Linked DNA regions of Mus musculus: region 1 is linked to region 2. The links are chromatin loops, found by intact Hi-C in ENCODE. Cell type or tissue: heart. All regions are shown on one strand.

Region 1 (8,000 bases), 100 kb after region 2:
AAGAGAAGAAGAAAGCAGGGGCTATCAATTAGAGAGCTAACACTTGTGGTGTTTCAGCTGGAATGGTCTATGGTTGGTGGCTTGATGTAGGTTCCTGGACATACAATTATTCCCCACAAGGGCTCCAGCAGGTTCATGGCTCCGTGCCTGGTTTACATCCATAAAACATGATGATAATAGCACATGCCACCTACCTGCCTGTCCTGGGGTGTCTGAGGACAAGTTAACATTTGTACTCTGCTTTGAAACTGTGGGATGAAAGGTGTGAACGAACTACAAAGCAGAACTCTGCTTGGCGATCAGCACTTGCTTCTGAGCCACACTCTGGTCCTGGTGGAAGAAGGAAGGGTGGGCAGGAAAGGGGAGAGGCGGAGGACTGTGGACTGTCACCTTGGAGGAAAGCAGAGCTGAAGACTGCTAGGTGCAATCCGTTGTTGACAGGAGGGTGTGTGATCTGCTAAAAGCAAAAGAGAACAAAACAAACAAACAAACAAACAAAAAGCCAAAATGAAAATGGAGCCTCCCACTGGGGCATTGGAAGCTGAGGAGCTAGCCTCCTGCTCTGCCGTGCTCTCCCTGGCTACTACTTATCTTCCTGCTCTCTTTTCCTTCTGTGGGGTTACTGTCTCCAAGCAGAAACTAGAATATACTGTGATAAGGGTCCAGCCAGCCAAACGTAAGCCCTTAACATTTGCCCTTGTGTTTTGCCCTGCCTTGTATAATGATCCTTCTGGTGTGTGTGTGTGTGTGTGTAATTAAAACTTTACATACATAGTAAGAGTAGTCATTGTAGTGTTCCAAGCAGAATTGGTATTAGTAGATTCTTCTCCCACTCATCCTCCCCCCCACTCCCCTCCCCCAAACCGTAGCCTCTTCCCATAACCTCCGACCCACTTTGATGTCATGGGTCCATTTGCTCTGATCCCCCTCTTCAGCATCTTTTTGATCCTGTCTTCATCTCCTTCCTAGGTTTTGTGTGTGTGTGTGTGTGTGTGTGTGTGTGTGTGTGCTTTACACACACTTACATACACGTGTCAGACTAGGCTTAGCATATGAGAGAGAATGTGGTTCTTGTCGTTTTTGAGGCTGAGTCACCTCAGTATAGTCCTTTTCATTTCCATTAAGTTTCCCCAGATTTTCATCTCACCTCCAGTGCAGCTGAATACAACCCCACTGTGTATGTGTATATTTTCGTCATCTCGTCCTCTGTTGATGGCTGATCCCATCTCCTTGCTATTGTGAATCCAGCAGCACGAAGCCTGGTGTGCAGATCTCTTTGTGGTAGTATGTGGAGTCCTTTGGGTCTATGCCCAGGAGTGGTATTGCTGGATCATATTTTAATTAGAAACTTCCTAGTGATTTTCCTAATGATTGCACCAGTTTGCATTCCTGACAGCAGTGAATTAGAGCTGCCCTCTCCTCACATCTTCCCCAGATGTTGTCAGTTTTCTCGACACCAGCCACTCTAACTGGAATAAGACAGAATCTCAATGTCGTTTTAATTTGAAATTCCCTGAATGATTGTTGAGATCAGACTAAACCCTGTTCTAAGTTGCTCAATGTTCTATAAGACTGTGTTTTCTAAGACAAAAAAAAAAAAGACAGCTGGGAAATATATTTATTCTGGTATACATAAAACCTCAAGTTGCCTGATGTAGTCAGAGCTCTGCTTATCTCCATAAGGAAAGCCTGAAGTCACACAAGCAAACAAGAAAGCTGAAACTCCACACAGTTGATACAGTGGCTTGCTTTTTCTCTGGTGCTTCGTCTGAGTTATGGGGAGGAGTGGTGGGAGGGTCATGTTCAGAACATCTTCAAATTCTCAGGCTCGCTGAACTAAAGAACCACAGCACGACATTACTGTGCTGCCCGCACACTAGGGGATATCAAGTTCACCCCTACCATCCCGTTTGTCAGTGTTGCTGTTAATAAGCTGTCCAAGGAGCCAGCCCCCCGCCCCTGCAACTCTAAAGGTATTCATCATCTTCAAGCACTACGATTATTGGCCAGAAAAAAAAAAATAGTAGTGGCTCTGGCAGCCAGCCAGGAGCAGCTCCATAGCTGCCCCTTCACTTTGCATCTGTTCTCTGACCTCTTTAGCTCACCAAGCTGCCACGTGCTATTTCTCTTCAGGCTGTTAATAAAATAGGTGCATGAGCGTGCACGAGCATGCACATGCACACACACAAATACACACACACACACACACACACACACACACACACTCCAGAGATCTTAACAGAAAACAAGTCCATGCTTGTGGGGAGCCTAGACAGGCCAGGGAAGCAAGGCTGTGGTGGCTGAGCCGTGAACTTTCAGTTTCCTATCCTGCCAGATGGTTTCCACCTCCATTTCAGTTCCAGAATGCCTTAAAGCTCAGGGCTAGCAGCCTGCCTACCTTAGTGACATCTGTGTTTCTAGGAAGCCAGTCTTCTGCAAGTCCCTTCCCAGCCTGCTTCCTCTGGCAGGGCACCACTGCCTTTGTCAGAGGTCTCAATGGAAGCTCCTTAAAAAGCAATACTCACAAGTGAAGGGACACTCACAGCCTATGTGTCTTTTGCAGTTGACAGCAATTTCAGGGAAGACACTAACTCACTTGACTCCTCAGCACAAGATTAGTAGCAATCCCACTCCTGGTTGAGGTAATGAACCTGGGTGCTCTGAAGAGGGCATGCGCACTGAGGATCTGAGACTTGTCTCTTTTCCCTTCCCAGAGTAGCTCTGGTCCCTTTCCACCTACATCATTCAGAGCAGCTGTGTTTGCTGAACTGTCCCATGGAGTGGGAGGCCTAGAAAGTGTTTGTCACCTCTGTGAACACAGTGTGTCTCAAACACAGTAGGTTCTAGAGACTGTTTGCAGAATGGATGAATGAATGGATGAATGAATGAATGAATGAATGAATGAATGAACAGAGGTGTGTTTATCAAGCCCACCCACACCGCAATCAGTTTCTAACAGGTTCTCAGCAGTTGACCAAGCCTGGTGCCCTCTGACAGTGGTACAGGGTCCTTCACCTTGCAGGGTCTCATTCATCTCCTGTCTTCACACTGGGTACTGGTCCTTTGCATCCTTCTAGGGGCTGAGCCAAGACAGCTGCTTTTCCACTCTGGTCTTTTCCCAGTTGAATCCCTGCTTTTATCCACCCACCCCCACCCCACCCTGTGAAACCTTTCCACCTGGCTCGAAGCCAGAGAGGCCTCTAAGTCACACTCAGAATTTCCATGACAGTAAACAGACTAAAAAAACCCCAAAGCTTCCCAGACTCTGAGAGGTCTCTTCCAATCCCACCGTGCCTGGCAGCATCCTCCCCGCACCCCACTTTAATACAGGCCTGTGGAAGGTCAATGACTCCTTTAAAAATAAAGGCGTGGTGGCTGAGTGCCCAGCTAGAACCAGCTGACAGTGCAGTTCTGTACAGCCAGCCCTCTCTTCTCTGCAGCAGCCTCCAGGCAATCTTTTCTCTAAGGTCTGCAATCTATTATGCTACAGTTAACTGCCACATTCAAATGTAAAAACAGATCCTTGGATCAACACCCCATAAAAAGCCAAGAAAAACGTGGTGGTGTTCTTTCCTGGCTTGAGCTTAGAGATTTGCAAGGGGAGAATCCTGGGCCAGAGAGGGCCAGGTGCCCTTGCTGGTTCACTGTAACTCCAGCAAGTTAGAGTCCCGGCACGCTGCAGCACTTCTAGGCATTGGCACCCTTGCTGGGGAGAGGAGGAGCAAGAGATGCCAGAGGACCAGTGACCAAAGTCCTGCACAGGAGCAGAGAGTGGAGCAGAGAGTGCTGGCTAGAGGCCTGCCAGCGCTTTCGTTTCACCCAGCTCCCTCTTTGATTCCGGTCTGGACTGGATCATCCTCGAAGATGGCTCTTTTAGACCTCCGCTCAAAACCTGCTACCCAGCTAAAATACAGATGTTTTCTTAAAACAAAGAACCATCACGCCTGCGGCGCGGAGAGCCTGGCTGCGCGCGCCGAAACACAGATTTTCATGCTTCCATGGACATGACTTGCTTTGCTGCACAAAATGAAAAAAAAAAAAAAAGTTTGTTAGGAAAGATCATAGGTGCATTTGAAGCTTTGGAAGAAAGCTGCTTTTATTCCCATTCCTGTGAGCTCCTTACCTTCCTCCCGAGCCTTGGGAGCAGTAAGCATAAAGTGGCAAGGATATTCTAATAACCAGATTTAATCTGTTCGCCAGGCAGTTGCTATAGCCACGCCCGTCTCCTTACACCTGTAGGCTGCTGCTCGTCCTGTGTCTGCCTGGCTGGACCAGCTGTTGCCCACCAGCTCTTGAGATCACAGTTTCTCTTCTGTGCCTTAAGAAGGTTTGATACCTTGTTACCACAGATATACATTTCCCCCATATTTTCCCTCTTCACCTGTTTTTTAACGAGTATTTGGGTTGTTTCTCTATATTGGCCATTATAAATAATCCAGAGTTTACATTTAATCCAAATGCAATCAGAGTTAAATATGCAACCTGCTCTTGGTGCAGAACTTGAATTCATTGTGTGGCCCACGTGGCCATGGTCAGGTCCCAGTTTCTATACTGTCTCTTGTTCCGTGAGGGTAGCTTAGTACACATGGGGCACACAGAGTATGTGTCAAATGGGTACAAAGACAAATTGGAAAGCAGGTTCTACAACAGTTTCAGTCGTAGTGGAGAACCCAAGAAAGACGACAGTGCCAAAGGCATGCTGCCTCCTGCTTTGGAGACTCGAGGGAAAGAAGCGATCACTTTAACACCAGCATGGGCCTGCTTAGGGCTGTGCAGAGAGCCTTGACCTTACACCGCTGTCCAAGTGACCCCATCTGCCCTGTGTTGTCTGAAGAAAGGTTTGTGTCACCCTTGTCTGCCATTTTCTCCCACATTCTCTTGTGTAGTGGTCTTCAAGCCAAGTTCCCCACCTGAAGTTATTTCAGCTAATGTCTATTTCCTGTCTGGACTTCTTCAAAAGGGAGATGAGCTGTGTGACGAAAAGGACGGTGCCTGCTGCTTTATTGTGATGTTTTCAAATGTTTAGAATAATGTCTAGCATATAGCAATTATACAATAAAGAGTTATTGAACGAACAGTGAATGACTCCTCCGGGGCTGGATGGCGGGTTTCCCTGAGAGATCCAATCAATAGACTGTGGGTCAGAAAGGCAGAGCTCAGGGGGAGGGGCTCAGAAGGCTCCACCTCTCTTTGATACTCTGTGTAGTTAAGGATTGCAGAGGGAGGAAGAGGTTTTTTTTTCAATGGTGAAGATACTGGTGAGATGCCCACACTCCTGTGAGTAGCTTCTTACTCATGCTTCTGGAGTAGCCCTAATTAAACTCACTGGGACACACACACACACACACACACACACACACACACACACACACACACAGAGTTCTGCCCAGTTGTGTGTTTACTTCTGTTTCTCTGTCTGGGTCCTTCAATGCCTCCCACAATCAGCCCTGGGAAGTCTAGCTTTGTGGTCTATGCAACAGGTGCTGAGCTGCTGTCCCTCTCTTCTGGCTTTCCTAGTCATTTCTGATGATGCAGGCTGGGGACTGTGGTCACAGACATGCTGACACACTCTTGCTAGCCTGTTCCTGCTAAGCCTGTTCTCTTAAGCATCCTCACACCAAACAACTGGAGCATGCCACACCCACAGGGCACTGCCTCCTCTGGGTTGAATAGCTTAGGCTGGTCCTAATCGCCCTGAGATGCTGCTACCTGGCTCAAGGATTCTCTCCTACCATCTGTTTTCCACTCAGTCTCACACAAAGGCAGCAGGGTCAGCTGGTCTGAGTTCAGTGGTTTGCATTTTCTAGCCTGGACAGACAGATTTATCCTCCCGAGGGACCTGAGTAATGCCACACCCTACCTACCCAGCCTCTTCTAAGTTCAGTTCTATTGGCTAGTGCTCCTTGACAGTGTCTCCATCACAGCCTGTGGTTCCATCATGGGTGTGTGGGTGTGTGGGTATGTGTGTGTGTGTGTGTGTGTGTGTGTGTGTGTGTGTGTGTGTGTGTGGGTGGTGGGTGGGTGTGTGTGTGTGTGTGGGTGGGTGGGTGGGTGCTATTTTCTTTTCATGTAGGAAGCACCACACACAGGTATGGTACACTTTCTATGTGCAAGCCTGTTTTGTTTGTTCCTTTCATTTTCTCTGATCTTGGTCAGGTATCTTTTTGGTCAGTTTGTTTGTTTTGAGACAGGGTCTCAAGTAGCTCAGGCAGGATGTGAACACTTTCTTTGTATCTCATGCTAGCTCTGAGCTCTTAATCCTCCTGCTTCCACCTTCCAAGTGCTGGGATTATAAGAATATATTAGTATGCCTAGCATGTCAGTTTTTTTTTAGATTTCTACTTTTTTTCCTGGGAATTCTTTTTTATTAGTTTTTGGAAAAATTTGTACAACATGTTTGCTCACATATACTCTCTCCCCAACCCCTCCAGATCCATCCATCCTTTTTCTGTACTCATCTATCTTTGTGTCCTTTATTTGTTCTTTTTTTAATTTATTTTTTTAATTAGGTATTTTTTCATTTACATTTCAAATGCTATCCCAAAAGTCCCCCATACCCTCCTCCCCCACTCCCCTACCCACCCACTCCTACTTCTTGGCCCTGGTGTTCCCCTGTACTGAGGCATATAAAGTTTGCAAGACCAAGGGGCCTCCCTTCCCACTGATGGCCGACTAGGCCACCTTCTGATACATGTGCAGCTAGAGACACGAGCTCCAGGGGTACTGGTTAGTTCATATTGAGTTCCACCTATAGGGTTGCAGACTCCTTTATCTCCTTGGGTACTTTCTCTAGCTCCTCCATGGGGGCCCTGTGATCCATCCAATAGCTGACTGTGAGCATCCACTTCTGTGTTTGCCAGGCCCTGGCATAGCCTCACAAGAGACGGCTATATCTGGGTCCTTTCAGCAAAATCTTGTTGGTGTATGCAATGGTGTCAGCATTTGGGGGCTGATTATGGGATGGATCCCCGGATATGGCAGTCTCTAGATGGTCCATCCTTTCGTCTCAGCTCCAAACTTTGTAACTCCTTCCATGGGTGTTTTGTTCCCAATTCTAAGAAGGGGCAAAGTGTCCACACTTTGGTCTTCGTTCTTCTTGAGTTTCATGTGTTTTGCAAATTGTATCTTGTATCTTGTATCTTGGGTATTCTAAGTTTCTGGGCTAATATCCACTTATCAGTGAATACATATCATGTGAGTTCTTTGTGATTGTGTTACCTCACTCAGGATAATGCCCTCTAGGTCCATCCATTTGCCTAGGAATTTCATAAATTCATTCTTTTTAATAGCTGAGTAGTACTCCATTGTGTAAATGTACCACATTTTCTGTATCCATTCCTCTGTTGAGGGACATCTGGGTTCTTTCCAGCTTCTGGCTATTATAAATAAGGCCGCTATGAGCATAGTGGAGCATGTGTCCTTCTTACCTGTTGGGACATCTTCTGGATATATGCCCAGGAGAGGTATTGCGGGATCCTCCGGTAGTACTGTGTCCAATTTTCTGAGGAACTGCCAGATTGATTTCCAGAGTGGTTGTACAAGTTTGCAATCCCACCAACTATGGAGGAGTGCTCTTCTTTCTCCACATCCTCGCCAGCATCTGCTGTCACCTGAATTTTTGATCTTAGCCATTCTGACTGGTATGAGGTGGAATCTCAGGGTTGTTTTGATTTGCATTTCCCTGATGATTAAGGATGCTGAACATTTTTTCGGGTGCTTCTCAGACATTCAGTATTCCTCAGGTGAGAATTCTTTGTTCAGCTCTGAGCCCCATTTTTAATGGGGTTATTTGATTTTCTGGAGTCCATCTTCTTGAGTTCTTTATATATATTGGATATTAGTCCCCTATCTGATTTAGGATAGGTAAAGATCCTTTCCCAATCTGTTGGTGGCCTTTTTGTCTTCTTGATGGTGTCTTTTGCCTTACAGAAGCTTTGTAATTTTATGAGGTCCCATTTGTCGATTCTCGATCTTACAGCACAAGCCATTGCTGTTCTATT
Region 2 (8,000 bases):
CTTTGCCCACATCATCATCATCACCATCTTGTAACAAGAGTTATGATAGATTCCGGTATACTGAAATTATGAGTATATTTTTCAAATATCTATATTTTAGATTAAAAATATTTGAACATATACTTAAATATTTAATCCAACGAAAGCATTTTAATACCCTGAACCATCCTAGGGGTCCACAGAGAGCAGTTTGAAGAGCACTGCATCTAGCTTTGTTATTACAAATTCACTGCTCAATATCTGCATAGGATATTTAATATTAATTTTAAAACCATCTCACAATCAAAAATATAAAACACAAGACAGCTCACTAGCCAAAGGCAGAAGATGGTTACCCGTCCATCATGTAAGTAAATGTATTCCATTGGGTGAACTATATTAAATTTTTAATACTGACCATTTTGATTATATTAAGCAAGGCTCATAAGAGTCAAACTAACATTTTCTCTTTTATTTGATAGTCTCTTTAATTATATAAACATAAAAAAGTTATAAAAATACCAATTGCATTAGCGAAAAAATACTATAGCCACAGCAAGATGCATCACTAAAACTACTTAGAATTATACTAAAAATTTGAAACTTCACACCATGATGCTGCACACTTGTAATCTCAGCACTTGAAGGGCCAAAGCAAGAGAGTCAAGAGTTCAAGGCTAGCCTGAACTATACTGAAGATAGCCCAGGCTACACAATGAGAGCCTGTTTAGGAAGAAAGAAAGAAAGAAAGAAAGAAAGAAAGAAAGAAAGAAAGAAAGAAAGAAAGAAAGAAAGAAAGAGGGAGAGGGAGGGAGAGAGAAATTAAAATGTTAAATCCTTTCATGTATATTTCCATCTATGTTCCTATAGTAGTAATAGTTCAGCACTCACGTATGTGTAGTACGCCACCTTACTTTTGAACTGGCAGGGGAATGGGCTGACAGTTAACCTTATTTCCTTAATATGCTTTGCCATTTCATGTTTGAAATTAAAGATTAGATCCCTGTGGTTGTTACTGGAATTTATTCAGGTAAAATGCTTTATATTTCAAGTCTTGTTATGTTCTCAAAAGTAAACAGTATTTCCTCTTGTTAGAAAGTGCATTAAACTGTATAGTGGTGACAGAGCAGACAGACCTAGTGCTATAGATTGGATGCTCTTGCTTTCTCTTCTTTGTACTTCTATGACCCAAATCAGATACCAACTCAGATAGTTTCAATACTTTAACAATTCTCTTTATTTTCTAAGACACTGGACCAAAACTGTGAAGATACTTCTAAGGATAAACAAGACTCTCACACAACACAAAATTGACTGTTCAGACTCAGAGTTAAAACAAATTATTTCCTTTGAAGGTTAACTGAGTTCCTTTTAAGGTTTCTCCAGAAGCCATCATCTAGTGCATATACTGCTCACAGCCAGGAAAAGGCCTTCTGCCTTATATAAAGGTAAAGGCATTTGCTCCTTATTGATGACAGTTCTGATAGCCAAGGGTCATTGATGTGGATGCAGGAGACACTCATCATGCTTCCCAGCGATCCTCACCCCACTAAAACCAATGTGCTTGCTTACTGCTGCACACTAGTATACGGAAGCAAGAAAACAAAGAATTGAGCCGTGATGGCTGTAGACTTAACTTTCTATCAAAAAATAAAAACGTTAGAGTTACAAGTAAATTTTTGTGTGGCATTTTTAGGATGATGAAGCCTTTAATGCTAGATACTGATTTCTTACTAGAGTGTTTAAGAATGGCAATCTCATAAAGCTTCAAATGTTGCCAGATCATGTCTAAACTGGCATAAACAATTCTTTTCTCATCTAAACTCATTTCATGCCACTACATGAGTCAAAATTAAACATCTTGTAGTTACTGAAAACTGGATACTGGCAGAGGTGTGCACAATTATAGAATAGAAAACTGTGAATGCCCACTTTGCACATACTTCTTATAGTTATGGTTGGAAGTAAGATGGTCTACCTAGGTAAACAGAGATATTAGTTTCTTAAAAAACTGGAAGAAAAACATAAATATGTCAGTAGTGCTAGTGATTCATGACACTAATCAAAGCTCTTTCAAAAGAAAAATAAAAAGGTGCAAAGCTGAGTCTCTATCTCAAGCCAAACAAATGCCATTCATTTTAAATTTTTTATTAAAAATTTTAATGTGGCCGGTCGGTGGTGGTGCACGCCTTTAATCCCAGCACTTGGGAGGCAGAGGCAGGCGGGTTTCTGAGTTTGAGGCCATCCTGGTCTACAAAGTGAGTTCCAGGACAGCCAGGGCTATTCAGAGAAACCCTGTCTCAAAAAAACAAACAAACAAACAAACAAACAAAATCAATGTGCTTCCATTGAAATAGAATCATATCACTTAAATAAATTAGTTATAGCACTGTTCTCCACATTAGGATAAAAACTTCCTTTCATTTTAGCAGGGAGAAAGTTGAATTAAATAGGTTTCACTGGCCCTGTTTCTTCTGACAAAGACAGTTTCAGCTTAAAAATTAAGAAACAATAAGTTTTAAAGCCTCTATTCAGATGCCATGTGGTCCAGCAGTGAAAGAGTTAACATTCAACGTCGCTGAACCAAGCAAGCTTCTGATCCATTCCATTTCTCACAAGCTGCCCTACAATGAGCTGAGCAAGTATCAACTGTAATTTGATCCAGGAGTTTATGGGGAAAAAAATAACTGCACATACTCAACATGCACATTTAATAAAAATCTTTTTTAAGAGAAACATATCCAATAAACACAATTTAAGGCGTATTTAATTGTTTGATTAACTTCAAACCTGCAATTCCTTTGCTTTCCTGACGCTCTCAAATAAAATAGGAGAAAGGAGGGGGAAGAACCAGCTCCACGGCAGGGAAAAGAGGCTTGAAAAACAACTTTGATTGGCACTTGGCCTGACCCACAGAGGAAGAAAAACAGTTTTTGGACAAAGAGCGCAAATATTTGAGCTTGCTTATTTATGTGCTTGCTTGTTTTTCCTAGGACATAAAGAGCAATCCTAAATTGACTGTAGATAGGAAAATTGACAAAAACGGCACCATATTCATCTTAGCTCTCAAATATGCACAGCTCAGCAATTTTAATTCATTGGTGCTGGACAAACAGAAACACCTCACCTAATGATTTCATTTCATGCAATGTAAAAATAAGAGTGTAAAAAAGAAACAGATTATATTAGTCAAGGAGGCTATTCAGATCTTATTAAAACCTCTTCTGCGTCTACAGGGACATTTTGTCATCCTTTCTCTCCCTGCATCCCCATCCCCCACGGGGCGATTAAGCCAAGTAAGCTAAACAATACTGGAGTAAACTTTCTATCAGTCACTCTGGAAAGCAATAAGCCAATCCTGGGTCGGATTTTCTCGATCGACATCGCGGTGGGGGATGATAAGGAGGGCGAACCCAAGTCGTCTTCAGCCTCCACCTCCACCAACCCAAGCTGAAAGCGCTGGAAGATCGAACAGCATTTCCTATGGGTATAAAGTTCAAGATGCCTTCATGGTGCCTTTCGGGACCCACCAAGAGAATGTCAAGAGGCGGTGCCAAGGCACCGTAGGCCTGGCAGAAGCGACCCAGTCGAAGAAAACACCCCCCCAGAGTCAGCCACCGGGGAGAGGCAGCCAGTCTCCTGCAGACCAAACTGGTTGCTGTGATTTCAGGCCAGCCTCCATCCCCAGCCGAGCCGGTTCCTCCCAGCATCCCAGCATCCCTTCAGCCTCGGGGCAGACCCGGCGGCAGCCCAGGGGCCGGGCGCAGGGACCCGCGGGGGGACACTTTGCCTCTCGTCCCCCCTCCCCCGCAAGCGCCGCCCGGACCCGGACCGTGGGGAGCGCCTCGCCGCCGGACGCGGCCGCGCCGTACCTTCCGCAGCACTTTCCGGCAGTTGGTGCAGAGCAGGTAGTTGGCCGAGGCCGACGCGCTGCTGCCACCGCGGTTCATCGCGCCGGAGCCGGGCTGTCACCGCGGCCGCTAGCGAAGGGCTGCTTCAACGTTCTCTTCTCAGGGGGTCGGGCGGCAGCGACGGCGCAGCGGCTGCCCGCGCGAGCTCGGCGGGGACGGCAGCCGCGGCACTCAGCGACCCGTTGTTCCTCCCGCCCCCATCGCCAGACCCCCGCCCCGCCAGCCAGGACGAGCAGCCGCGGCCGTCTCAGCTTCTCAGTGCGGCCCCGCCCCCGAGGCCCGCCGCCTTCAGGGCAGCCGCGCTGGGCACCGCCCCCTCCCGCCAACCAGACGGCACCGGCAACGCCCCCTTCTGCACCCGCATCCAATGAGTGGCTCCGGCCAATCGCGGGAGGCGAGAGCAACACGAATCTCCGGGCAAGTTAAGTTTATCTCCGAGGCTCGATGCTGAAGAGTGACCCTGGGTTAGTTAGGTAGTGGGGTGGGAGGGACTCCAATCTACCAATGAGAAATGGAGGTGTGGTGTATGCAAATTATCAGGAACTCTAGCGCCACCCTCAGGACAAGCCACGCCTCTCTGCAAAAACCGTGCAGAATGGAGAGTGAGATTAAATAGCTGGAAGCTAGAGCTCGCTAGAGGATCTGAGACCTAGCTAAACATTTCCTGATCTCTCGGGAGTGGGCCGGGTGGACGCTAGAACGTTCCTTCCTCCGGGGCAGAGATTCAGCTTTCTCTCCATGGATCTAAATCTAATAGCTGTGAGGAAGACTGCGGTCTTGCAGCACTTTGCTCCCACAGATCTCAAAGAACTTTATGTTCTTTATGCACTCTGTAAATCTGGTACGAAAGACCAACTACCTACGGCTGTAGAGTTAGAAGTCTACACAGCTATTGGAGTTGGAGACCCGGAGACACATCTTTGGTTTAGGGGTTTTTCCCTCTCTCCGACGATCGTTCTCACAGCAAAGAAAGTTCGTTTATCATGAACAAGTCAGAGATTGATACACACACACACACACACACACACACACACACACACACACACACACAAATCCTGTGGGAGGCCTCTGGTTAGAAACTTGCAGAGCACAATCCCTGCCTGTGATGGAAGGTTTTGAGTACGAATTGCCATTTAAAACGATTGGACTGGACCTTCCTCTCTCAAAACTGACAACGGTGAGTCAGGGTTTAGCTTCTATGTTCTGGAGACAGAAGGCATAAGTCACTGAGGAAAGCTCCGGCTGGCCAGATGCCCAACCCAGGCGAGTGAGAGAGCCAGGTACTCCGAGGGGCCAAACACCAACCCCGGACTGCAGACCAGACTCTGGCTGCCTGCTCCCCAGTGAGAACAAAGGCGGTGCAAAGCGAGCACCTGATTGGCTCAGGGTGCTCACCGGTGTCGTGGAGCCCATGATAGGGTGCTTCTGCTACTGGCGCAGAGCACCAAGCTCCCAAGAACTGCAGTTCCCCAGCCGGCCTTGGCGGTGACCACACCGCACTGCGTGCTATGACATCACCTGTTTTCGCTCTTGAGAACCTAATCTGTATTCTCGGCTTCTCGTTTTCTAAAGGTCTCGAGTGTGTCAGGAATTGTGAAGGCCTGCAATTTGTAGAATGTATCTGTGGAGATGGTTTTAAAGAACCGACCCACTGGTTTACTTGTATTGTTTTTCTTGTATTGTTTTTAATTTAACATACTACCCTGTGTTAGGAATTTTGTGTACTATGATGTAAAATCGGGAAGGCGCTGTTGGAGAAGCCTGCACGGTTAGCATAACAAAGCCATTAGACCAAACTGTTGTTCAAACTACCAATCTCTTCCATACTCAACATCTGTCTCCACTCCATCTCTTTAGAGACCTACACCTTAAACAAGCCTACACAAAGAACAAAGGAGATGAAAATCTGCCCGCACAGGTTTAAACAGACTGAACAACCTCAAGGGTCTATCTAGGTGATATGGTTAGGTGAAGGTCCATTTAGCTAGTGATAGCAAAGTGTGGTCTGATGCTGGGTAGACCTCCATAGTCTAGAACAGCAGTGATTTGGGTAGGTTGCTAAAAATTCAGTTAAAAGAAATGGTAAAAGTTGCTTGGCATGGTGGCGCACGCCTTTAATCCCAGCACTCGGGAGGCAGAGGCAGGCGGATTTGTGAGTTCAAGGCCAGCCTGGTCTACAAAGTGAGTTCCAGGACAGACAGGGCTATACAGAGAAACCCTGTCCAAAAAAAAAAAAAAAAAAAAAAAAGAAAAAGAAAAGAAAAGAAAAGAAACGGTAAAACTAAGAAAACTCAATGAAGGAAGAAAATACTGTGTGCCTTTCATTGCAGAGAACCAAGAAACCTAGGCAGAAAGTCAGCAAGACATTTTTGTTGGGTTGGTTTGGGTTTTTTTTGTTTGTTTGTTTGTTTTCCTGAAAATTGAAACACATATGTGTTCCCATTTTTCCGGAGTTTCTTTTTTTTATTATTATTATTTTAATTAGGCATTTTCTTCATTTACATTCCCAATGCTACCCCAAAAGTCCCCCATACCCTCCCCCCCACCCCCACCTCCACACACACACACTTCTTGGCCCTGGCGTTCCCCTGTACTGAGGCATATAAATTTGCAAGACCAATGGGCCTCTCTTTCCACTGATGGCCGACTAGGCCATCTTCTGATACATATGCAGCTAGAGACACGAGCTCCAGGGGGTACTGGTTAGTTCATATTGTTGTTCCACCTATAGGGTTGCAGATCTCTTTAGCTCCTTGGATACTTTCTCTAGCTCCTCCATTGGGGTCCTTGTGATCCAACCAATAGCTGACTGTGAGCATCCACTTCTGTGTTTGCTAGGCCCCGGCATAAGAGACAGCTATATCGGGTCCTTTCTTTGCTGAGTTTCTTAATCTATATTCTTGGCTGGGCCTCTCCCTCCTCCCACCCACCCCCCTCTCTCTCTGAGATGGGGTCTTACTAAGTAGCTCTTGCTGTCCTGGAATTCACTATGGCTGGCCTCACTCTTACAAAGATTCAACTACCTCTGTCTCCCAAGTACTAGGATTAAAGTGTCACACTGCCATGCCCAGTGGGTTTGTGTTCTAAAGCTGACTTTCTGTGAATCCATATTAAAACAATGGAGAAGCTGAAGGATGAAGTGAATTTAGTCCAAAGATTGAAGTTCCCTCAAATAGTGTTTTATTTCAAATAGTTTTCTAATATTTTTATAACTTTTCCTTTTTCCCATCTAAGAGCAAATGTCTCTTTTACAAAGAGGTCTTTTACATTCTTTAATAAATAAATCCCAAGAAATGATGGCCACAGGGTCCATGCTGGCAAAACTGATATCCTCTACCTAAGATTACTAAAGGAAGGTTTCTTTTGTCCACCACCTTCCATTTTGATCAGCCTTGTCTTTAGAGCTATTTATTCAGCTATGAATCATCTACTTCATGGTAACGTTTCCTTTTGTTGTTTGGTTTTGGTTTTAGTTTTGTTTTTGAGACAGGGTTTCTTTTCATAGACCTGGTTGTCCTAGAATTTGCCCTATAGACCAGGCTAGCCTCAAACTCAGAGATGTGCCTGCCTCTGCTTCAGAATAAAGGTGTGTGACACCAGGCTTGTGTTTTTTTGTTGTTTGGGGTTTGGTAACATTTCTTAGATTGGCCTGTGATGTGTGATTGTGTGGTCCTCCCTGAAGTGCTCAGGGCCATTGAGTCATCTTCTTCTGGTCTTGACATTTTGGGTCCTCATACCCAGGCTTTCTTCATATGTGTTCTCTCTCCTGGTAGAATCCAGCTTTCTCTTGCCTTTCTCTTCAGTTCTTTGCCTGTTGAGGCCTTCCTTCCTGCACTAGCCAGCTTGGCTGGAGAGAATGAGACCTACGGAGTGACTTACCAACTTAGGATTCTAGTGATCACTTGGAGGGAAAGATGAAAGCCAGCTGTTTTGACTTTACTCAAAATGAGAAGAAATGCCAATCCTCTGTTGTCTAAAATAGGGAAGATGCTTAAAAATAGGATATGGGCGAAACTTGCTACCACTGTGAAGAGTTCCTTTCTTGTTACTTTGTTTTTCTTATTTATCTATTGAGTGCACATGTGTGTACTCAGGAGCAAAGGCATGAAG

Evidence for each region. Hi-C counts contacts between places; a loop is a spot of excess contacts. Peaks named below come from ENCODE experiments on the same cell type or tissue, not always from the same donor. Only the 100,000 strongest peaks of a DNase experiment are listed, where the experiment ranks them.
Region 1: it touches region 2 in a loop (2.6-fold over the local background); 9 of 42 quality-filtered maps call a loop at or near these places.

Annotation. Positions count from the first base shown.
Region 1 is chr9:14,169,553-14,177,552 of GRCm38, reverse strand. No RefSeq gene overlaps it. Among named protein-coding and RNA genes, the nearest start is that of Gm51286, 6.5 kb to the left of the region's middle. In heart, no CTCF peak of the experiment used is centred here; DNase peaks (open chromatin) are centred at 2,372, 3,272 and 3,712; H3K27ac peaks cover 1,921 bases.
Region 2 is chr9:14,272,481-14,280,480 of GRCm38, reverse strand. Sesn3 (sestrin 3) reads right to left here and starts at 4,180. Exons shown (of 10, transcript NM_030261.4): 1 at 3,852-4,180. The coding sequence starts at 3,929. In heart, CTCF peaks have their summits at 4,457 (motif pointing left) and 5,368; DNase peaks (open chromatin) are centred at 3,370, 3,650, 4,290 and 5,260; H3K4me3 peaks cover 3,374 bases; H3K27ac peaks cover 2,937 bases.